Linked DNA regions of Homo sapiens: regions 1 and 3 are each linked to region 2. Evidence: read pairs that join two places in POLR2A ChIA-PET (ENCODE). Cell type or tissue: CD4-positive, alpha-beta T cell. All regions are shown on one strand.

Evidence for each region. ChIA-PET counts read pairs that join two places held together with the same protein. Peaks named below come from ENCODE experiments on the same cell type or tissue, not always from the same donor. Only the 100,000 strongest peaks of a DNase experiment are listed, where the experiment ranks them.
Region 1: POLR2A ChIA-PET joins it to region 2 with 19 read pairs; 11 of 35 experiments call an interaction of 5 or more read pairs at or near these places.
Region 3: POLR2A ChIA-PET joins it to region 2 with 18 read pairs; 4 of 35 experiments call an interaction of 5 or more read pairs at or near these places.

What each region holds. Positions count from the first base shown.
Region 1 is chr7:64,898,623-64,906,622 of GRCh38, forward strand. ZNF273 (zinc finger protein 273) reads left to right here and starts at 4,651. Exons shown (of 4, transcript NM_021148.3): 1 at 4,651-4,797. The coding sequence starts at 4,696. RefSeq lists enhancers at 3,646-4,518, 4,186-4,235, 4,256-4,305, 4,519-5,391, 4,706-4,765 and 1 more. In CD4-positive, alpha-beta T cell, no CTCF peak of the experiment used is centred here; a DNase peak (open chromatin) is centred at 4,559; H3K4me3 peaks cover 1,662 bases; H3K27ac peaks cover 280 bases.
Region 2 is chr7:64,661,493-64,669,492 of GRCh38, forward strand. It overlaps ZNF107 (zinc finger protein 107), which reads left to right and starts at 4,641. Exons shown (of 4, transcript NM_001282359.2): 1 at 4,641-4,793. The coding sequence starts at 4,791. RefSeq lists enhancers at 4,379-4,528, 4,679-4,828, 4,849-4,968. In CD4-positive, alpha-beta T cell, no CTCF peak of the experiment used is centred here; DNase peaks (open chromatin) are centred at 4,539, 5,019 and 5,379; H3K4me3 peaks cover 2,443 bases; H3K27ac peaks cover 2,956 bases.
Region 3 is chr7:63,922,556-63,930,555 of GRCh38, forward strand. It overlaps LINC02848 (long intergenic non-protein coding RNA 2848), which reads left to right. Exons shown (of 7, transcript NR_186803.1): 7 at 2,496-2,647. LOC124901653 (a long non-coding RNA gene) reads right to left here and starts at 5,359. Exons shown (of 2, transcript XR_007060341.1): 1 at 3,299-5,359; 2 at 1-2,612. It overlaps LOC105375318 (a long non-coding RNA gene), which reads left to right and starts at 3,350. Exons shown (of 4, transcript XR_007060342.1): 1 at 3,350-3,425. RefSeq lists an enhancer at 3,732-3,791. In CD4-positive, alpha-beta T cell, no CTCF peak of the experiment used is centred here; DNase peaks (open chromatin) are centred at 3,536 and 3,846; H3K4me3 peaks cover 2,168 bases; H3K27ac peaks cover 1,649 bases.

The sequences.
Region 1 (8,000 bases), 240 kb after region 2:
TAGGATACATCAAATTTTATTATAATATGGTAAGTGTGTTAACCATGTTCCTAGTAATCCCTCTGAACACAGCATTCTCAGTTTCCAGTATTCACATTGAGTCACTTAGGGGAAATTGGTATCTCTGTAAGCAGGCAGAAGAAGGTGCCCAGTGGAGGTGCACCACATTGCATGGAAATGCTGTCCACATGCACCTTTGGGGTCTTAATTTAACTGGGCTGTCATTTGCATGGCTAGATACTTACTGAATCCGGTCATACTGTTTTTGGCAGCTAATGGCATTTGTTCCCCATAAGTTTTCTACAATTATTTGCTTTGCTGAAAAATAAATCTTTTGTTAACTTACTCTAAATTGAGAGACTAGATTTGCAATTTTCAATTTTTAAACATGAAAGCAAAGCAGAGAAGAACAATATGTGTATATAACATGCATTTTCCTGCCTATGAAAATTCTTGTATTGCCTTGGAAACCCTAGGAAGCCACCTAAAGAATTCTCCCTTCAAATTGTTTAGCCAGAATTTTAAATTTCAAAAGGTCCAAAACTTAACAATTGAGCAAAGCAAAAATCTTGTCTTTGCTTCTTGTTAGTAATCTGTCATTTCAGAAAACATGGCAATTATGCCAAGCCATTGAAAAAAAATGTGATTTTGGTTAATTTTATCCCATTTAAAATGTTGTCTTTGTTACTTTTATCATGTTAATCTAAGAGAAACTATCTACATAACTATTTATGCCTTCAGGAAATATTATGCCAGGCGCAGTGGCTCACGCCTGTAATCCCGACATTTTGGGAGGCCAAGGTGAGTGGATCACTTGAGGTCAGGAGTCCCAGACCGGCCTTGCCAACATGGTGAAACCCCATTTCTACTAAAAACACAAGAATTAGCCAGGTGTGGTGGTGTATACCTGTAATCCCAGCTATTTGGAAGGCTGAGGCAAGAGAATCACTTGAAACTGGGAGACAAATGTTGAAGTAGAGCCAAGATCTTGCCACTGCACTCCAGATGGAGATAAAATGAGACTCCATCTCAAAAAAAAAAAAGAAAAAATATTTCTATTAAGTTGTTTAAAGTTCAGTATTGTAGTACAGTATAGCAGAATTCTCTAAAATTAGCAGAAGTTCATTGTAATTTCAAGGTTTTTTTTTTTTTTTTGAGACAGAGTTTTGCTCTTGTTGCCCGGGCTGGAGTGCAATGGCGTGATCTTGGCTCACAGCAACCTCTGCCTCCCGGTTTCAAGTGATTCTCCTGCCTCAGCCTCCTAAGTAGCTGGGATTACAGGCATGCGCCACCAAGCCTGGCTAATTTTGTATTTTTAGTAGAGACGGGGTTTCTCCATGTTGGTCAGGCTGGTCTCGAACTCCCAACCTCATGGGATCCGCCTGCCTCGGCCTCCCAAAGTGCTGGGATGAGCCACCACACCCTGCCTGGTTTCAAGGGATTTAACTGTGATAACAAATGATTAGGTATGCTTTATGCTTTTTCTTTTCTCTCTCTTTTTTTTTTTTTGTTTGTTTGTTTTGAGACCAAGTCTCGCTCTGTCACCCAGGCTGGAGTGCAGTTGTGTAATCTCGGCTCACTGCCACCTCCATTTTCAAGGCTGAAGTAATCCTCCCACCTCAGACTCCTGAGTAGCTGGGAATACAGCCTTGTGCCACCATGCCGGGCAATTTTTGTACTTTTAGTAGAGATGGTGTTTTGTCATGTTGCCCAGGCTGGTTTCAAACTCCTGGGCTCAAGTGATCCATCCACCTTGAACTCCCAAAATGCAAGTGGTACAGGAGATAGAAAGAAATTGTTTAGGCAGATAGCGAGGGTAAAAGAGTCCCTGGCAAGGTTTCCCTTTTAACCAAAAGCAGCCTGAAAAATCGAGCAGCAAACATGGATAAGCAAACCGGAAGCTTGCACTAGTGAATGCCAGCAGCTAGCCAGGTGTGTTCAACATGGAGGCTCCATCCTCCCTTTCCTCACCATTGAACGTTAAAGAAATAGGCAACATGGCTGCTGGCCAGGCAGAGAATCCATCTGCATAATAAAAAATTAGGGTGGGGGCGGCCAGATTTTCACACCTATGCAAATAGCACAACTAGTCCTAACCAGTTTTTTGCACCGTATACAAATGGCACACCTAATCCAATCAATCTTTCATACCCTATGTACATCAGACATTACCTTCTCAAGATCATCTATAAAACACCTTGCATTTCACCATGAAACCAGCAACCCACTTCTCCAAGAACACTCTCTGTCACAGAGAGCTCTTTTCTCTTTTGCCTATAAACTTCTGCTCTGAACCTAACTCTGTGTGTGTCCATGTTCTAGTTTTCCATGCCACGAGGATTATAGGCATGAGCCAAGGCACCAAGCTAGTATGCCTTTATTTATTTTTTTTTTTTTGTAGAGAGAGTCTTGCTCTATCTCCCAGGCTGGAGTGCAGTGGCTCCATCTCGGCTCATTGCAGCCTCTGCCTCCTGAGTTCAAGCGATTCTCATACCTTAGCCTCCCGAGTTGCTGGGACTACAAGCGCACGCCATCACACCTGGCTAATTTTTGTATTTTTAGTAGAGATGAGGTTTTACCATGTTGGCCAGGCTGGTCTCGAACTCCTGACCTCAGGTGATCTACCTGCCTCAGCCTCCCAAAGTGCTGGGATTACAGGCATGAGCTACCGTGCCCGGCGCTGGTATGCTTTTTCACAATAACTTCAATTCTAGAAGGGTACCCACTGGTCTTTATGGGGTTTCTGTAACGGATACTGTAACCCTATGCCACCGGAATGGTGCAGACATGCTGATTTTATTAGAATGAGTTCAGCCTTCTTGGTAGACTATTGGTATCCCAGAGGCTGACCATTCACTGCAGCTTATTAAATGTAGCTCCATGATGCCAATGAGTCCTTTCAGCCAGGTTGCCTTTTTCTTCTCATTGATGTAGTCAGGTCGTGATCTCTTTTGCTTGTCTTATGCTATTCCAGATGATAGGTGATTATTTCTTCCGTAAGTGAGACCCTCTTTTCTTTTCTCTGCCATGGGATCCTCCTATGATGTGTCTCTTTCTCTTAAAAGCACTTGTAATCCCAGCACTTTGGGAGGCCGAGGCGGGCGGATCACATGAGGTTGGGAGTTCGAGACCAGCCTGACCAACATGGAGAAAGGCCGTCTCTACTAAAAATACAAAATTAGCCGGGCACGATGGCACATGCCGGTAATCTCAGCTACTCGGGAGGCTGAGGTGGGAGAATCGCTTGAACCCGGAGGTGGAGGTTGCGGTGAGCCCACATTGTGCGAGTGAAACTCCTTCTCAAAAAGCACCGCTGCTTCGGGCGCGGTGGCTCACGCCTGTAATCCTAGCACTACTTTGGGAGGCCAAGGCGGGCAGATCACTTGAGGTCATGTATAATATTATACATAATATTATATATTATTATACATATTTTATATTATTATATACAATAATATATATTACATGAAAAATTACATACTGCTCACATATTAAAATAATATTTTGAATATTAGAATATTTGAATTCTAGAACTAGAATATATAACGATGAAATTGTTACAATAAATTCCACCTGTTTCTTCCTTTTTTTTTTAAGTTTGGCTACTAGAATATTTAAAATTCACATGTGGCTTACATTTTATTTCAGAGAATTAACTCCGTTTTAAAATCTCAGGCTGCCTGCTTAAAGGACCAGAAGCTAGGAAGGTCGTAAAATCGGATATTAAATAATGTTATTATATTTTTTCCATTTGTTAATAGCCATATAATTGTGAACCTCAAATATCTGAGACAGATCTCAGTTAATTTAGAAAGTTTATTCTGAGGCCAGGCGCGGTGGCTCACGCCTGTAATCCCAGCACTTTGGGAAGCCGAGGCGGGTGGATCACCTGAGGTCAGGAGTTCAAGACCAGCCTGGACAAAGTGGTGAAACCCCGTCTTTACTAAAAATAGAAAAATTAGCCAGCTACTCTGGAGGCTGAGGCAGGAGAATCGCTTGAACCCCGGAGGGAGGTGGAAGTTGCAGTAGCAGAGATCGGATCGTGCCACTGCACTCCAGCCTGGAAGACAGAGCGAGACTCCGAAAGAGACAGAGAGAGAGAAAGAAAAAGAAAGAAAGAAAACTGGAAGTGGGGAGGCGGCTTCCAGGTCCTAGGTAGATAAAAGACAAATGGTTGCATTCTTTTGAGTTCCTGATTAGCCTGGGAAAAGGAGGCAATCAGATATGCAATCATCTCAGTGAGCAGAGGGGTGACTTTGAATAGAATGGAAGGCAGGTTTGCCCTAAGCAGTTCCCAGCTTGACTTTTCCCTATAGCTTAGTGATTTTGGGGCCGCAAAATTTATTTTCCTTTCACACACTATACTATTTATTAATATAAATGCATATGACCTTATACACAAGGTTAAATGCAAATACCCCGTGGGTGGGCCGGGCTCAGTTCAGGGAGGAAGCCCTGACTGAAAAGCCTGCAGTTTAGGTTTCATTCTATCTTCTTTCAGCCCAGCAACTGAGCACACCTTCTGTCATTCAGGGCCTGAGGGGGCGGGTCCTTAAACATCCTCCAATCAGGGACGCTGGGCTGGGACCCGTCCAATCAGGCACGCAGCTGGAGCGGACAGGACGGCTTCCGGGATTTGGCGGGGCCTTTGTCTCTCGCTGCAGTCGCAGCTCCAGGTCTCGTCTTCACTGCTCTATGTCCTCTGCTCCTAGAGGTCCACCTTCTGTGGCCCCGTTACCTGCAGGTATTGGGAGATCCACAGCTAAGACGCCAGGACTCCCTGGAAGCCTAGAAATGGTGAGAGTGCCGGGTCCCAGATCCCGAGAGAGGGGGAGGGCCTGGTTGGAACTGGTGGGAAGTGGATGTGGCGAGACTCCGGCCTCCCTGCAGTAGACTCCAAAATCCGCGGCCAGGAGTTCTCCTTGGCGCAGCTCGGCCCTCAGTCCCCTTCAGTCATAAGATGGCTGCTGGGCTGGCAGCCGGGATCCCGGGCGTCCTGTCTCCTCCCTGCGCAGTGACCGTTCCCTGGCCTGGAGCCCTCCCTGGGCAGCTCTGCTGCCGCAGCGCCGCATCTCTCCTCGATGACTCGGGATGCAGGGTTCATGACTAGGAAGAGCTTTGGTCCATGGGGTTCCCAGACCCTCCTTTTTTCTATTAAAAATGTATGGAAGTCACCGCGAAAATATTAAAGAATTTAATCAGACAGTCATTCACAAATTATAGAGCACCCAGCTGTGGTTTGTAGTTTGTGGTCCATGGGAAGGGCTTGAAGGAAAGACTTTTATAAGGTGTGTGATGAAGAAAGCCAATAATTGGTTAGGTACCGTTATGTAGTTTCTTAATTTGTAAATTCAGGGTGGACATTTCCTGGTTATGTCATCAGAGGTTAATTGGCAGTTTATGGTTGGTTAAGCCTGAATTTTGTTTCCCTCAATGTTGTAATTTACAAAAAGTTTGAGTTAGATTTTTTTTTCTTTCTTTCTGAGACAGAGTCTCACACTGTCGCTCAGGCTGGAGTGCAATGGCAGCCATCTCGGCTCACTGCAACCAACGCCTCCCGGGTTCATGCAATTCTCCTGCTTCAGCCTCCCAAGTAACTGGGATTACAGGCGCACGCCGCCACGCCCAGCTAACTTTTCTGTATTTTAGTAGAGTCTGGGTTTCACTGTGTTGCCCAGCCTGGTCTCGAACTCCTGAGCTCAGGCAATCCACCCGCCTCCGCCTCCCAAAGTGCTAGGACTACAGGCGTGAGCCACCGCGCCCGGCCAATTTGAGTTAGATTTTTTTAAAAAATGGGGACCCTGGGACTGGAGCTACCTCAGTCTAATTGCCTGCTACTTAATTGTGTACACACTCTACAGGGGATAGATTTTCCCCTGAAATTTTCACATGTGGCCCAAGCAGAGTCTCAAGACTACTCCCCACCCCCAATTCCTTCAGCCTAACTCTGGCTTGCAGTAAAATACCAAATTTCCAGTTTTTTCTGACATTCCGAAATGCCAACTTCCTCATCCTAATTCACATTATTTTAGTGTACATTTTAGATACTGTATTTTAATTAATCATTTTTTGACACAGCATTGGATAGCACTTTAGAAAAATTTTTTTCTGTTTGAAAATATTTCCCAGGAGAAGAAAGCAAAGAATCATCCCCTGACACTGTATTGTAAAAAAATCTCTGTGCCTCTTTTTAAAATAATCTTCCCTAGGCACAGAGATCTTACCAAAATGTTTTTGGGTCAAGGTTTCCCTTTGGAAACTTTATGGAGTGCTGTTTCCTCAGCCACTCCTCAGTGTTTTCCTGGTTTTGAGTTTTAGTACTGTCTGGGGATAAACCAAGATACCCACAATCGCTATGTCTGCTACAATGTTTAGTGAATATCAGCTCCTGGGTCATTTTCTCCCATAGGACAGTCTCAGGTATGGAGTGTAGCTTCTTAAAAGAGCAGGTGGATGTCGTGGGGCTGAGAGGCATCTCCTGGTGCACTTTTTTTTTTTTTTTTTTTTTTTTTTGAGACAGTCTCATTCTGTCGCCCAGGCTGGAGTGCAATGGGGCGATCGTGGCTCACTGCAAACTCCGCCTCCCAGGTTCAAGCGATTCTCCAGTCTCAGCCTACCAAGTAGCTGGGATTACAAGTGCACGCCGACACACCTGGCTAATTTTTGTGTTTTTTGTAGAGAGGAGGTTTCACCATGTTGGCTGTACTGGCCTTGAACTCCTGGCCTCAAGTGATCCGCCCACCTTGGCGTCCCAGAGTGCTGAGATTACAGGCGTGAGGCACCCCACGCTGGCCACACTTTTTTTTTTTTTTTTTTTTTTGAAAAGCTAACCCGTTGAGACATTAAGATTGTCTTCACCCAATCCAGCTTTCATTTCTTGGAGACAGATTGCTGGTCAGCCAATCAGATGCTGGTATTAAGGGGAAAACAAATAATTTCTTCCCCCTGAATTCTCTTAACATTTGTGAAAGAAAAAATAGTGTACCAAAAAAACTAAAAAAAACTTACTCCAGTGAGATGGTGCAAGAACTTGCAAACTAAAATGCATCTGGAGCAGTAACTGAGGTATAGTGTCTCCGAAGAGGGTGGTCGTTGAGCACTTAAGTGAGCAGGATGGGGTGGGAGAATCAAGGGATCGTGGCCTGACTTGACACGAGTCAAACACATCAGTTTTCTAATCAGCACTGCCACTCTCTGGGGGTTTATCATCTTGAAAAGATTTCTTCACTTTTTTTGACTTCAGTTTTTTATTGTAAGTTGCATTTTATTAGTAAAACTTGAAAGGTAAAAAATTTACAAAAAGGTGGGTTTCAGGGAGAGAAATAATATCTAATTATATAGTCCATTTGTTAAAAATTCTCATTTATCTTTTTCTTTGCCAGAATGAGTTTAAGAATTTTCTCGGGTGTGTCTTTTATGGGTGAGATCAAACAGAATTCCAAGTCTTGGCTTTTAGAATGCTAACCAAGGAAAAAAATAGGGAGAATCTCTTTTTAATTTTGGCTGTAGAAAATAAATACTTTTCCACAAGAATATGTAGTAGATAATTGGTGAGTTACTTAGATTTGTGAAAACATCAGTTCCTCTTTATGCAGAGTACATTTGTAACAGTGAATATCTCTAGTCTATGTCCTGTTATCTTGATTTCTGAGTTTAATGCTGAATTATATGGTAAAACTTGGTACCTCCCAGAAGCGTTCCCATATGACTGTTTACTACATGATTTTTAATAAAAATTATAAAATAATACGTTTATCATCTAAAAGGAATGGATACTTTTGCTTTTCTTGTTGAGGTATAAAATGTAAACACCTTAAAATGTCTTCCCCTTATATGATCACTGTGTTTGAGTAATTTTGCTGGATTTTTTAAACACTTACTTTCAAAAACCAAGTTAATACCTCTGACATGGAAATTAAAGCTTCAGCCCAGTGACTCTAAGCTAAGGCTAATATGGAGCCTGCAAAAGGAGGTTATTAAAGGCCCAGTTAGGTTCTTTT
Region 2 (8,000 bases):
TAGCAAAATAGGCCAATATTCAAATTCAGGAAATACGGAAAACACCACAAAGATACTCCTCGAGAAGAGCAACCCGAAGACGCATAATCGTTAGATTCACCAAGGTTGAAATGAAGGAAAAAATGTTAAGGGCAGCCAGAGAGAAAGGTCGGGTTACACACACAGGGAAGCCCATCAGACTAACAGTGGATCTCTCTGCAGAAACCCTACAAGCCAAAAGAGAATGGGGGTCAATATTCAACATTCTTAAAGAAAAGAATTTTCAACCCAGAATTTCATATCCAGCCAAACTAAGCTTCATAAGTGAAAGAGAAAGAAAATCCTTTACAGACAAACAAAGGCTAAGAGATTTTGTCACCACCAGGCCTGCCTTACAAGAGCTCCTGAAGGAAGCACTAAATATGGAAAGGAACAACAGGCACCAGCCACTGCAAAAACATACCAAATTGTAAAGACCATCGACACTATGAAGAAACTGCATCAACTAATGGGCAAAATAACCAGCTAGCATCATAATGACAGAATCAAATTCACATATAACAATATTAACCTTAAATGTGAATGGGCTAAATGCGCCAATTAAAAGACACAGACTGGCAAATTGGATAAAGAGTCAAGACCCATCAGTGTGCTGTATTCAGGAGGCCCATCTCACGTGCAAAGACACACGTAGGCTCAAAATAAAGGGATGGAGGAATATTTACCAAGCAAATGGAAAGCAAAAAAAAGCAGGAGTTGCAATCCTAATCTCTGATAAAACAGACTTGAAACCACCAAAGATCAAAAGAGACAAAGAAGGCCATTACGTAATGGTAAAGGGATCGATGCATCAAGAAGAGCTAACTATCCCAAATATAAATGCACCCAATACAGGAGCACCCAGATTCATAAAGCAAGTTCTTAGAGACCTACAAAGAGATTTAGACTCCCACACAATAATAGTGGGAGACTTTAACACCCTGCTGTCAATATTAGACAGGTCAACGAGACAGAAAATTAACAAGGATATTCAGGCCTTGAACTCAGCTCTGGACCAAGTGGACCTAAAAGACATCTACAGAACTCTCCACCCTAAATCAACAGAATATACATTCTTCTCAGCACCTCATTGCACTTATTCTAAAATTGACCACATTATTGGAAGTAAAGCACTCCTCAGCAAATACAAAAGAATGGAAATCACAACAAACAGTCTCTCAGACCACAGTGCAATCAAATTAGAACTCAGGATTAAGAAACTCACTCAAAAGCGCTCAACTACATGGAAACTGAACAACCTGCTCCTAAATGACTACTGGGTAAATAACGAAATGAAGGCAGAAATAAAGATGTTCTTTGAAACCAATGAGAACAAAGACACGATGTACCAGAATCTCTGGAACACATTTAAAGCAGTGTGTAGAGGGAAATTTATAGCACTAAATGCCCACAAGAGAAAGCAGGAAAGATGTAAAATCAACACCCTAACCTCAAAATTAAAAGTACTAGAGAAGCAAGAGCAAACAAATTCAAAAGCTAGCAGAAGACAAGAAATAATTAAGATCAGAGCAGAACTGAAGGAAATAGAGACACAAAAAACCCTTCAAAAAATCAATGAATCCAGGAACTGGTGTTTTTGAAAAGATCAACAAAATCGATAGGCTGCTAGCCAGACTAATGAAGAAGAAAAGAGAGAAGAATCAAATAGTTGAAATAAAAAATGATAAAGGGGATATCACGACTGATCCCACAGAAATGCAAGGTGCTGGAACTACAGGCATGAGCCACCGTGCCTGGCCAAATTCTCACAATCTTTACCTAATTCAAACAATATAATTCTAACGTTATCAGAAATCTGTGCTCAACTCATCTGGGCCTTTTCCATCTTTTCATGAACCTCCTTGAATACACAGTACTCTAGGATTTTTCATGCTTTTAAAGTTTTTAGAAACTACATCAGAATTAAGCCATTAACTGTGGAAATGACTTTCATGGTTATAAAGAAACAAATTAAAAGAAATTGATTATATCTGTTGCCTACAATAATTTATCATAATAACCATAATTATGAATAAGAGCGTATACTCAGATACATTAGAGTTTTAGAAATTTCATACAATTTTGACATAAATATTAATAACATATTTATTAAAATATAAGTCGAAGGAGGTCAAATATATATATATAGTTTTAAGACAGAATCTCGCTCTGTCACCCAGGCTAGAGAGTAATGTCACAATCTCAGCTCACTGGAACCTCTGCCTCCTGGATTCAAGCGATTCTCCTGCCTCAGCCTCCTGAGTTGCTGGGATTACAGGCACCCACCACCACGTCTGGCTTAATTTTTGTATTTTTAGTAGAGACAGGGTTTTGCCATGTTGGCAAGGCTGGTCTTGAATTCCTGACCTCAGGTGATCCATCTGCCTCAGCCTCCCAAAGTCCTGGGATTACAGGCATAAGCTACCACGCCTGGCAAACATTATTTTTATTTTGATAATGCTTCCATGTAAGTTAACTTTTTTTTTTTTCAGTCGAAGTTTTGCTCTTGTTGCCCAGGTGGGAGTGCAATGGAGCGATCTTGGCTCACTGCAACCTCTGCCTCCCAGGTTCAAGCCATTCTCCATTCTCCAGCCTCAGCCTCCTGAGTAGCTCAGATTACAGGCGCTCACCACCATGCCCAGTTAATTTTTGTATTTTTAGTAGAGACAGGGTTTCATCATGTTGGCCAGGATGGTCTCCATCTCTTGACCTGGTGATCTGCCCGCCTCCCCCTGCCTGTTTATCACTCTTTTGCATGCTGCATTGACACTCTATAGCATCCAAAAGTTTGGGGTGTAAAAAAAAGACACTTTTAAAGCAAAATTTGATGTTGGGAAGCCTGTCAAATATGTCATAGGGTTAAAACACTTCACTAAAATAGGACCACAGATCACCATAAAATAATAGTCATTTATTTATCCAAAGTGATAATTAAAAGATTTTAAAAACAAAATCATTTACTGTTTGATACAGGAGATTCAGTTTTCCAGTCAAAAAACCTGAGAAAGACTGCATGAGAAAAATTCTCTTTTTTACTTTCTTTATTTTAAAATTTATTCAAAAGGTGGACAAAAATATTGTACTATGTCATATTGATATGTAAAATTTTTGTTCAAAAGAAAATCAACTTTTACTTTTGTATTACTGTATTATTAATACTAAAGCTAACTTTAATAAAACCTTATAAATAAATCCATCAAATGTGTCATTTTTGGCTACTGTAGATTTTCATAAATATTTTATAGTCTATTATAATAAATTTTTCAACTTTTTATATTATATTTTTGGTTTTTTCTTTTTTCAATTTGAAACAATCATTAAGTAATTTCAAACTAGATAAAATGTTTCTAACTTTCTTCCTTAAAAGCATATTTTACTTTTGTTTATACATTCTCTATGCAGAATTGTTTTTCATACATCTAGTAGTTTTAATTATATACATATTAATTACATTAATTCTTAACAACCTTAGGTTATTTTATTCCTGCTGTCCTCTGCTCTTTTTATGGCCACGGTCTGTTCCACCTCAGAACTGAAGAGAGATGTTGGTAGGGAGAGGCTCTTCCCTCACCTCTGGCAGAAAAGGAATGTTCAGGCCCTTCAAACCCCTGTTGTCAAAGCTGCACTTTAATGTGACAGCTATTGGCCATGTATGGCTACTGGGTGTCCGGAATGTGGCTGGTCAGAACTGCGATGTGCTAGAAAGGTAAAATACAGAGTTAAAGATTTAGTTCCAAAAATATACACACTTTATTAATAATTACATATTGCTCAGATATTAATATAATATTTTTGATATAGTGGGTTAATTAAATGGTTAGAATGAATTCCACCTGTTTCTTCTTCCTTCCTTTTTTTTTTTTTTTTTTTTTGAGACGGAGTCTCACTCCGTCGTCCAGGCTGGAGTGCAGTGGCACTATCTCGGTTCACTGCAAGCTCTGCCTCCTGGGTTCACACCATTCTCCTGCCTCAGCCTCCCGAGTAGCTGGGACTACAGGCCCCCGCCACCGCGCCGGGCTAATTTTTTGTATTTTTAGTAGAGACGGGGTTTCACCGTGTTAGCCAGGATGGTCTCGATCTCCTGACCTCGTGATCCGCCCACCACGGCCTCCCAAAGTGCTGGGATTACAGGCGTGAGCCACCGCGCCTGGCCTTCTTCTTCCTTCTTGAAGTTTGACTGCTAGAAAATTTAGAATACACATGTGGCTCACGTTTTATTTCAGAGGATTGCCTCCTTTTTAAACTCTCAATCGGCCTGCTCAAAGGACCAGAATTCAGAAAGGGCATAAAATCTGGAATTTTAAAATAATTGTTATATTATTTTCATGTGTGAATAGCCACATAATATATTATTTATAAATGCATATGACTTTATATACAGGTTAAATGCAAATGCCTTCTGGGGTGGACCTGGCTCAACTCAGGGAGGAGCCCTGCCTGAAAAGGCTGCAGCTTAGGTTTCACTTTATCTTCTTCCAGCCCAGCATCTGAGCACAGCTTCTGTCACTCAGGGCCTGAGGGAGCAGGGCAGCAAACGTTATCCAATCAGGACTGCTGGGCTGGGAACCGTCCAATCAGGCACGCAGCTGGAGCGGACAGGACGGCTTCCGGGATTTGGCGGGGCCTTTGTCTCTGGCTGCAGCCGGAGCTCCTGCTCTCCTCCTCACTGCTCAGTGTCCTCTGCTCCTAGAGGCCCAGCCTCTGTGTCCCTGTGACCTGCAGATATTGGGAGATCCACAGCTAAGACGCCGGGACTCCCTGGAAACCTAGAAATGGTGAGAGTGCTGGGTCCGACATCCCGAGAGAGGGGGAGGGGCTGGTTGGAACCGATCGGAAGTGGCTGTGGCTGGACTCGGGCCTCCAAAGTCCGCGGCCCCAAGTTCTCCTTGGCGCAGCTCGGCCCTCAGTCCCCCGCGGCCCCGAGTTCTCCTTGGCGCAGCTCGGTCCTCAGTCCCCTTCAGCCGTAAGATGGCGGCTGGGCTGACAGCCGGGACCCTGGGCGTCCTGTCTCCTCCCTGCTCAGTGACTGTGCCCTGGCCTGGAGCCCTCTCCGGGCGGCTTTGCACCCGCAGCGCGGCATCTCTCCCCGATTGTGCAGGGATGCCGGGAGGGTCATCAGGGGAGAATCCTGACTCGGGATGCGGGGTTCATGAATGGGAAAAGCTTTAGTCTGTGGGGTTCCTAGTCCATCTTTTTTCTCTTAAAAATCTATGGAAGTCACCACAAAAATGTTAAAGAATTTAATCAAAGAGTAATTGAAGAATTATAGAGCACCCAGCTGTGGTTTGTAGTTTATTTTCCATGGGAGGGGCTTGAAGAAAAGACTTTTAGAAGGTGCATGATAAAGGAAAGCAAACTCAATAATTGGTTAGGTAGAGTTACGTAGTTTCTTAGTTTTAGATGAAGGTGGAAATTTTCTGGTCACGTAATCAGAGCTTAATTGGCAGTTCATGGTTGATTAAGTCTAAATTTTGTTTTCCCCAATGTAGTAATTTACAAAAAAAAAGCATTTGAGTTAGATTTTTTAAAAAGTAAAAACCCTGGGACTAGAGCCACCTCAGTCTAATTGCCTGCCATTTAGTTATTTTCACACTCCACAGGGGACAGATTTTCCCCTGCAACTTTCACGTGTCTCAAGCAGGGTCTCAAGACTACTCCCTATTCCCCATTCTTTTAGCCTAACTGACTTTCAGTAAAATGCTAAATTTCCAGTTTCCTTTGACATTCCCAAATCCCAGCTTCCCCTCCCTAATTCACATTATCAACTATTTGTCCTTTAGTGTACATTTTAGATACTGTATTTTAATTAATCATTGTTGACAAATTATTGGGTGGCACTTTAAACAAATTGTTTGCTGTTTGAAAATATTTCCAATGAGAAGAAAACAAAAAATAATCCCCTGACACTGTATTGTAAAAAAAAGTCTGTGCCTATTTTCCTTTTATCTTCCCTAGGCGCAGAGATCTTATCAGAATGTTTTTGGGTCAAGGTTTCCCTTTGGAAACTTTACAGGGTGATGTGTCCTCAGCCACCTTTCGGTTTTCTCCTGGTCCTGGGTTTCAGTACTGTCTGGGGATAAATCAAGATATCAACTGTGGCTGTGTATGCTAGAATCTCTAGTAAATTTCAGCTCCTGGCCTGGAATGGAACTCTGGGTATCTGGGAATGGGAGACAGAGGACAATCTGAGGTTGGAGTGTAGCCTCTCAAGGGAGCAGGTGGATGCCCTGGGGCTGAGAGGAATCTCCTGGTATACCCTTCCTTTGGAAAGCTAACCCTTTGAGGCATTAAGATTGTGTTCACTCAACCCGACTTCCATTTCTCAGAGGTACATTGCTGGTCAGCCAATCAGATGCTGGTATTGAGAGGAAAACTCAGAAATAATTTCTGCCCCCTGGATTCTCTAAGATTTGTGAAAGAAAAAATAGTATTCCAGAAGACAAAAAAAAAAAAAAATCAAACTTGACCCCAGTGAGATGGTACAAGAACTTGCAAAATGAAATGCACTTGGAGTAGTCACTGAGGCATAGGGCAGTGTCTACAGAGAGGGTGGTCATTGGGCACTTAAATGAGCAGGATGGGGTAGGAGAATCTAGTGTTTGGGTGGCCTGACTTGACACATGAGTCAGACACATCTGTTTTCTTTTTTTTTATTATTATTATACTTTAAGTTTTAGGGTACATGTGCATAACGTGCAGGTTTGTTACATATGTACACATGTGCCCTGTTGGTGTGCTGCACCCAGTAACTCGTCATTTAGCATTAGGTATATCTCCTAATGCTATCCCTCCCCCCTCCCCCCACCCCACAGCAGGCCCCAGTGTGTGATGTTCCCCTTCCTGTGTCCATGTGTTCTCATTGTTCAATTCCCACCTATAAGTGAGAACATGCGGTGTTTGGTTTTTTGTCCTTGCTGAGAACGATGGTTTCCAGCTTTATCCATGTCCCTGCAAAGGCCATGAACTCATCAGACACATCTGTTTTCTAATCAGCCCCGCCACTCCCTGGGTTTGTCACCTTGAAAAGATTTGTTCACTTATTTTGATTTCAGTTTTATAACTGTAACTTGCATTTTATTAGTATGATTTAAAAGTTAAGAAAATATTTACAGAGCATAAAAGAGGTGAGTTTCAGAGAAAAATAATATCTAATCATATATTCCATTTATTAAGAATTCTCATTTACCTTTTTCTTTCCCAGACTTAGTTTAGGAATTTACTCAGGTGTGTTTTTTATGGCTGGGTGATGTCCAACGGTATTCCAAGGCTTAGTTTTTAGAGTGCTAGCAGGGAAACAAAAAGGAAAAAAACCTCTCTTCCATTTTGACTGTAGAAAATGAATACATTTTTACAAGAAAATGTGGTAGATAATTGATGAGTTACATAGATTTATGAAAGCATCAGTTCCTCTTTTTGCAGGGTACTTTTGTTACAGTAAATACCTCTGTTCTATATCCTATCATCTTGATTTGTGAGGATAACGCTAATTTTTTTTTTTTTTTTTTTTTTTTTTTTTTTTTTTTGAGATGGAGTCTCGCTCTGTTGCTCAGGCTGAAGGGCAGTGGTGCGATCTCGGCTCACTGAAACCTCCGCCTTCCGGGCTCAAGCAATTCTCCTGCCTCAACCTCGCAAGTAGCTGGGATTACAGGCATGCACCACCATGCCCAGGTAATTTTTGTAGTTTTATTAGACACGGGGTTTCACCATGTTGGGCAGGCTGGCCTTGAACTCCTGACCTCAAGTGATCTGCCTGCCTTGGTCTCCCAAGGGATTACAGGCATGAGCCACTGCACCCAGCTGGTTAATGCTAAATTTTATGAGATGAAAGTTGGTACCTCCTAGAAGTATGACTTCTTGATTACTAATCCCATATGACTAATTGATTACTACCTAATTTTTAATGAAAATAATAGAATAATACATTTATCGTCTGAAAGAAATAAATACTTTGCATTTCTTACTGAGGTATGAAATGTAAGCAC
Region 3 (8,000 bases), 740 kb before region 2:
CTACACTAAATGCTGGTGAGGATGTAGAATAACAAGAGCTTGTTGGTGAAAATGCAAAGTCCTATGACTAGTTTGGAAGACAGTTTGCCAGTTTCTTACAGAGCTAGAAACACACTTACATACAATCCAGCAATCACACTCTTTGGCCTTAATCCAAAAGAGGTGAAAACTTTCATCTGCACAAAACTCCGCAGGTGACTGTTTAGAGCACTTTTATACATAATTGCCAAAACATGGAACCAACCAAGATGGTCTTCAATAGGTAAATAATGTTTTTAATAGGTAAATAATGTTCTTCAATAGGTAAATAAATAAACTGGCTGTGGTGCAAGCATACAACAGAACATTATTCACTGATTTAAAAAAATGAGCTGTCAAGGCTTGAAAAGACGTGAGGAACCTTAAATACATATGGCTGTGAAAAAGACAGTCTGAAAAGGCTACATACTATAGGATTCCAACTATATGACATTCTGTAAAAGGCAAAACCATGGACACAGTAAGAAGACCTGTGCTTTCCAAAAGTTTGGGGGGAAAAGGGGTGAGATGAATAGATGGAGTACAGTGGATATTTTAAGACAATAAAACTATTTTGTATAATGCAATAATGGATACATGTCATGTCATCATGCATTTGTCAAAATCCACAGAGTGTAAAACAGAAAACATGAATTCGAATGCAAACTTTAGATTTTAGTTAATAACTTTTCTATATTAGTTCATTAAGAGTAACAAATATGCCACACTAATGTAAGGTGTTAATAATAGAGGAGAAGCTGGGTGTGGGGAGAGGATATATGGGAACTCTGTATGTTCCGCTCAATGTTTATGTAAACTCGATACTCATCTAAAAAATAAGTCATATTAAATATCCCAGTGATGACTATCAAAAGTAGAATAGATTTAAAAATTATACTATGTTCATATAATTGAATATAGTACTATGCAGCAATTAAAATAAATAAATTCTGATGTTAAATGTCATCACCATGATGGTAATCACAAAAAGAAGCTATAGAATATACACAAAGGAAATAAAAAGTTAAAATATTTTACTAAAAAAAATTAACCCAATACATAAGAAGAAAATAATGTAGAAAATGTAAAATAAAAAGACGTAAGGTATACAGAAAACAAATAGCAAAATGACAGAAATCTACCTATGAATAATTATTTTAAATGTAAATGGATTGAACTATCAAATTAAAAGGCAGAGATCAGCAAAACAGACTAAAAAACATGATGCAACTATCATGTTTGTACAAGACTCACATTAGACTGAAAGACACAACTGGTTGAAAGTGAAAAGAGAAAAACAGATATTTCATGCAAATAATAAGCAAAAGAGATTTGGGTTGTCCTATATTAATATCGGACAAAATAAGACTTCAAATTGAAAAATGTTACAAAAGAAAACAAAGGCATTATGTATTCAAATCCAATAAGCAAACAAAACTGAGGTTCTGACTTTCAGTAATGCTAGAGTAGCTTGTTGAACACTCTCACAGGTAACGAGAAAATCTGGATAAAATATATATAGTTACACAGAAATGCACAACTATATACAATACATGCGTGTGTGTGTTCACCGAATGAGGATTTCAACTGTGTCCACTGTAGGGGAGGTAGGTATTGCTGTTTGAATCCAGTCAGATTAACCCCTCTTCAAGTAACAATGCTCTTCAAAGGAATACAACAGAATTTAAAGTCTCTATAACTACTATTTATAATTTCTAGTACACAATATTAAAATTCATGAAATGTGTGAAGAAACGTTAAAATGTAATCTATACACAAGATAAAAAGCAGGCAGCAGAAGCTAATTCTAAGATGTCCAAGACGATGTCATCAGCAGACAAGGGTTTGAGAGCAGCTATTATAAGTATAGTATGTTCATGGGGATAAAGGAAAACATCCTCATAATGAATTAACTCATGTGGAGCCTCAGCAGAGAAATGGAAATGATGAAAAGAATGGAATAGAGAGATAATGAAATGAAAAATTAAAAAGACCGTTGAGTTTATAAACAGTAGAAACAGAAGACAGCAATAGAAATCATCCAATCTGAAGAGTGAAACAAGTTTGAAGAAAATGAAAAGCGCCTTGGAGACCTGTGGAATGACTGAGTCCGAGAAGGAGAGGGAGAGACAGAAAAATTAAATGTGATACAAAAGCAAATAAACAATAGCCGAAAACTTGCAAAATTTGGTCAAAACCCCAAATTTGTATATTCAAAAGGTGAGCACACTTCAAAAAGAAAATACACATAAAACCATACCAAGGCCCTATTAGAAGACTGGCAGGGCAGGGTTTTCAAGGGACTTGCTATGATTTCTCATTTTCACTATTTATAATAATGGACAATATGCTCTCCTTAGAGTTTTCTTCCTGCAGAAAGTCTGTTACGTCAGGTGCAGATGACTTTTTAGTCTAGTTTTCAAGGTTTAATTTCTTAACTTGGAAATCAATTAAATTTGTTTCTTAAAATCTTGCAGTAAAACTGATGCTCCAGAAAGATGCCCAGGGAGATTCTGTCCTGCTGCGTCCGCACTGTACAGAACTGACGCTGTGCCTACGCCCGTTTCAGAAGCGTGGAGTACTTAAGAGTTAATCTAAAAAAGCAAATATAAAAATGGATTCAAAAAAATGATCACTGTTAAGTTCCACCGGCAAAGTCTTAAAAGCGGTACCAAAGGGAGTATTTAAAAAGGGATAAAGTTTTTCCAGGGAACCCTATTCAGGGCAGAAACACAGACACTGTCCAAACCTCACCACACAAACTTCTCTCACGTGTTGGGAGGGACCAAGGCGCTCAGGTCCTGCACCTGCGTTAATTACGGCAGGCAGGTCCACACCAGGACCCCGGGGCCTGGGAACCAGCCTGTGTGGGGGGGCAGAGAAGTGGTGGATGTGGCTCGCAAAATGTCCCTTTCTCCTGGGACATTTTCTCCTCTTTATCACAGTGACAGGAGCGTCTGTGTGCGAGGCCTGACCCAGACGCCGGCCATGCAGCCAGCCCGGGGTCCAATAGGTGCATCTGGGGAGCAAAGGGAGACCGAAAAAAAGGTGGTTTTCAAAAGTGAAGTGCCAGGTTACCAGAGACTGGGCACCTTCACATGAGGCAGCAAACAACGGTTTAGGACACTCACGAGGAAGCTTCCGTCGCCGGACCAAGGGGCAGCACTGCGCATGTAGCCAGGGGAGGAACAATAGAGGGTGGGGCTAAAAGGAGAGGCCCCTCAGTGGGAACGGGTGGGGTCGACCCGGCGGGGGGGGGGTGGGGTGAAACGAGCGTTACCATGGCAACCCTGCGGCGGAAGCTCTGAGAAGCTCTTGGCCTCTACCGGTTCTGCGAGAAAGTAAACTTTGGGCACGACAAGTCATGAAGTCGGCACGTTGGGGAGACACCGTGTCACAATGACAAGGTGAGATCAGCTGCCCCGGCCAAGCTGTCTCCTCGAGTGCAGGAGAGGTTTGTGAACAGCCAAGCTTCCCTCCGCATGGCGGAACTGCACTGGAATCCTGAAAGAGCTCGGTGCAGAACGGCCCTTTGCTGGGAATGATGGGAGCTGTAGTCTCTTATCCGCACCCAGGTGTTAGTTGTAGGTTTACAAGACTACAATCCCAGCACGAAACAGGATTGGGAGTGGTACAGATCCCTGGAGGGAGACATAGCGCGGTGCGCTACTGCAGGGTATTTGGCAGGAGTAGTGTCTTAGCCGCTTCCGGCCGTTGGTCGCAAGGCTGCGGGACTACAATCCCAGCATGCAACGGGAGTGGGGTTGGTGAGGACACCTGGGGGGGCAGCGCGGGGCGCGCCTCGCCAGGCATGCTGGGAGAAGTAGTTTCTTCACCGCTTTCGGCCGTTGTTCGCAGGGCTGCGAGACTACAATCCCAGCATGCAAGGGGAATGGGTTGGTGATGATACCTGGAGAGGGCGGTGCGCGCCTCGTAAGGCATGCTAGGAGGAGTAGTTTCTTTTTTTGTTTTTTGCTTTTTTCTTTGAGACAGAGTCTCGCTCTGTCGCCCAGCCTGGAGTGCAGTGGCGCGATCTCGGCTCACTGCAAGCTTGGGAGGAGTAGTTTCTTAACCGCTTTCGGCCATTGGTCGCAGGGCTACCGGCCTACAGTCCCAGCAAGCGCCGGGCTCGGGGGTGGTGCGCAGCCTCAGAGGGAGGAGCTGGGCCGTGTGGACCTCTCTGCTTCCAAACCTACGCTGGCCCCTCAGTCTGTGCCACCCTGGCTAAGGGGATTGAGTCCGGAGAGGGACTTGAGGGGTAGGTCGGTGCTGGGCAGTGAGGAGGGTGTGATGCTGCGAAGTGCATCTCGCCTTTGCCCAAATCGGACGGGTCTCAGCCTCACTCCATCTCCCGCTGCTCAGCTCGGTTTCCCTCAAAAGCGTCGCGCCTCCTCCAGCCCAGGGAGCCGCCTGCTCTCCTAAGCTGCTGTGGAACTGGCCTGAGGTCCCAGACGCTGTCCATTGTGCTGCTGCCCTCTACACCCTCCAGCCAGAGCGCCAGTTCACCCGCTTTTGGGAGAACTCTGCCGCCTGACCTGTCCGCGGATAAGGTCACAACTTTGCAGGGGGGTGACATGGGCTGTGGCTTCCTGGAAATGTCACCCTCACCAGCAACTTTTACATAGTTGTGAATTATGAAACATGAGGGAGGGTAATTATTGGTTTACCCAGGCGATGTTAAGAGCAGAGGAGAAAACCCTAATTTCCAGGCATGTGTCCTGAGCCAGGGACAGGTTAGCCAGACCCTGCTCCCCCAGTGCCGCCAGAGAGCAGCCTACTGCCCTGGTTTCTGTGGGAGTCCCTTCATGCTGCTGGGCCTTAGCCTCAGGGACAGCTCAGTCAGGTGACGGTGGGGATTACCCATGGGCTTCTGGAGCTGGGCCGGTGGTCCTAGAAGGGCCGTCCCATCCCCCTTGGAGAGGGTCTTTGTGCTGAGGGATGCCCACAGAGGCCTGGATACCAGGAACACTGCTCCAGGCCAGGGGCCTTTCTTCCAGATTTGGCTGGAAGGAAGGAAGACTTCGTCAGCTTTTCTACCCAGCTCATCTGGCCCTTGCAGGGCTGCACCCCATGGAACTGGGTTCCTGGAGTCCTCGAGGGCTTTGTGTGGCCCACTTGTTCTGATACTGAGGACACCCCTACAGGCTGTTAATTTCAGAGTAAGGGGTGTGTGCAGACTGTGGCATGGGTGCTGTCAGGGCATCCCAGGCTGCTCCGGGGACAGCACCCCAGTGTTCAACTTGGCTCAGGGCTTCCTGCCTCACACCCTTTCCCCAGGGATGTTTGGCCTGGGCTCCAGCCCTGGTCCAGAACTCAGCTGGGAAGGGCTGTAACTCTCACCTCACCCTCTCGCCACCTAATATAAGGGCCTGACTCCACAATGGGTGAGACTCCCCCTCACACTGGTCTCTTCAGCCGTGCAGGGCCATCCACTCCATGCTGCGAGTTCCCACACTGAGCTGAACTGTGTTCTGGCTCTGGGCTGGGTTCTCCTGTGCCCTTTCCCTGAATCCTCTCTGGGTCTGAGAGACTGATTCTCTCTACTCCCTGGCTTAAGTCTTGACATCCTGGGAGGGGTTCTCAGAAGTGAGGGGCTCCTGCTGCTCTCTGGGTCTGTTGGTACTCACAGGTGTGGGTGTTGGCTTGCACTGAGAAGTCCAACCCTTCCAGTGCCCTTCAGGGGTCCTTCCAGAGCAGGAGTGGTAGGGCGTGGGGGAGTGCCTTAGAGGGATCTTGCCCTCATCCTCTGCCCTGTCTATGAGATGTGTCCAGTAAACCGAAGGTCAGCACCTCAGGAATGAAATGTCTTTTGCAGAAACTTGAATGAAGCTGGAGGCCATTATTCTAAGTGAAATAACTCAGGAATGGAAAATCAAATACCATTATTTCTCACTTATAAGTGGGAGCTAAGCTATGCGTATGCAAAGGCATACAGAGTGATATAATGGACTTCGGAGACTCACAAGCAGAGGATGGGAGTGGATGGGGGTGAAAAAACTACCTATTTGGTACAATATATACATTATATACTACTCAGGTGACAGGTGCACTAAAATCTCAGAATTCACCACTATACAATTCATCCAGGTAACCAAAAACCACTTGTACCCTAAATGATACTAAAATAAAAATTATAATAAAACAACCATAATAAAATTAAAATTATATAATTATAAACAAAAATTATAATAAAAAGCTTTTTTTTCTTAAAAAGAAAAACCCATTGCCACAGTTTTTGGGTTCTGGTGTTTTGGATAGAAAGCCCCTTTTGCTCAGTAACACACACACTACTGGAGAAACAAAATCCTAAAAATTCAAGAACCTTGGCATAAATGATATTTCTGACAAGTTATTTATACACTGCCTACATGAGTATCGCAGATATGTTTTAAAGACAAAGATTCATGTTAGACTGGGTCAGCTTTATGCTTGGTCATTTTATTTCCAATTCTCCCTTAAAATACAAGTCATGGGTTGCCATGGTGATTAATCCAAATGCACTGTGATTACATCGAACTGGTGACGTGTTCTAATTTCCCTCTCAGTTACAAAATGAGCCTGATGCTCTTAGCCATCAAAATCTCACCAACACCTACTACTTCAGTTTTAACTCTGGTTCCTGTTTCAAGGAAATCACTGAAGGTTGCAAATCACAAAAAGACAAAAATGTTTTAATGAACCAAAAACTTAAAAAATTATACCCTCCTGAAGCCATGTAATTTGGTTTTTATTTATTTAATTGTTCAGCTTCATAAACCTACAACTGTAATAAAATATGCCATTCATGATAAGTTAATATTTATTGAATAGTAAAATAAATACACGGTAAGGGTAGATCTGGCTTCAGGTATAACTGTAATCAGGGCTGAAGTGAAATGTCTAGTAGTCAAGGACAAATGTCAGTTATAATCTGACCTCCTCCACTTGAAACACACAACAATAAATGTCTGAAAAGAAAGTTACACAGGGAATACATGAAAGAACAGTTATGAATTAGATTAAAATTATGAATTAATCTTAGATTAAGATTATGAATTAGATTGTTATGAATTAGATTAAGCCTGGTTTTAAAATAAAGACATACAAATATAAAAAATACTGAAGAACAATTAGCATAGAGGAGCACTAAAAGTATGATAATGTGTTTAAAAATATTAGTTTCTGAGTTAAGTTTGTAGATATAGAGACCTGACAAAGAGTTGCTCCTACACATAAAACAAGCAAACAAAACCCTGGAGAAACTGCAAATGAATGGATGGTTTCTCCTGAGCCCTTTAGAGAACTGAGGTCATGGGGCAGACTACAAACCCAACATCAGGGGATGCAGAAGCCTGCAGGTCACACAGGCCCCAGGTTTTATGTGCACCCTGAAAACCATGAAAACTGGTAAAATTAAGCCAGAAATTTTGAACTAGTTCCTAGTGGCTGTGTGTGGGAGGGTGAGGAGAATGTGAAACCTTGGAGTCTACAGATATAGGGTTTACACTGTTGTGTATAATTTTTCTAGGTACCCTACAAGGCCTGTCAGGGAAGATAGGGTAGAATCCTGAGAATGCTCCCACACAGTGCTGATGGGGAAGGACCACTATCCCATCCACTGCTACAACTCTGGAGACACAGCTCTCCTATCTCCCCTATATGACACAAGGCCTAATCTGCAGAGAAAGAGCATCCAAACCTGAGTCACAAGGCACTGGGGAAAAACTCCCGAACTGAGGGTAGAGAAACAAGGCCAACACCCACATTTTTGCACAGATGCATCTCCCATAAAGAAAACAAATTATTAACTTACAGGGCACTGTTGCAGGCCCACTTCAACTGGGAGTTAAGAACATGGAGAAGGAGTATCTCTCCCCTACCATGGACAAGTAGGGACAGGAATGTGTTCTTGCCCTGGCATTGCATCTACAGGAGGGGCAGGAAACTCTTCAAATGTCAGTAACCCCACACCCCAGTTCACAGTGCTAAGTCTGAGGCTTCCT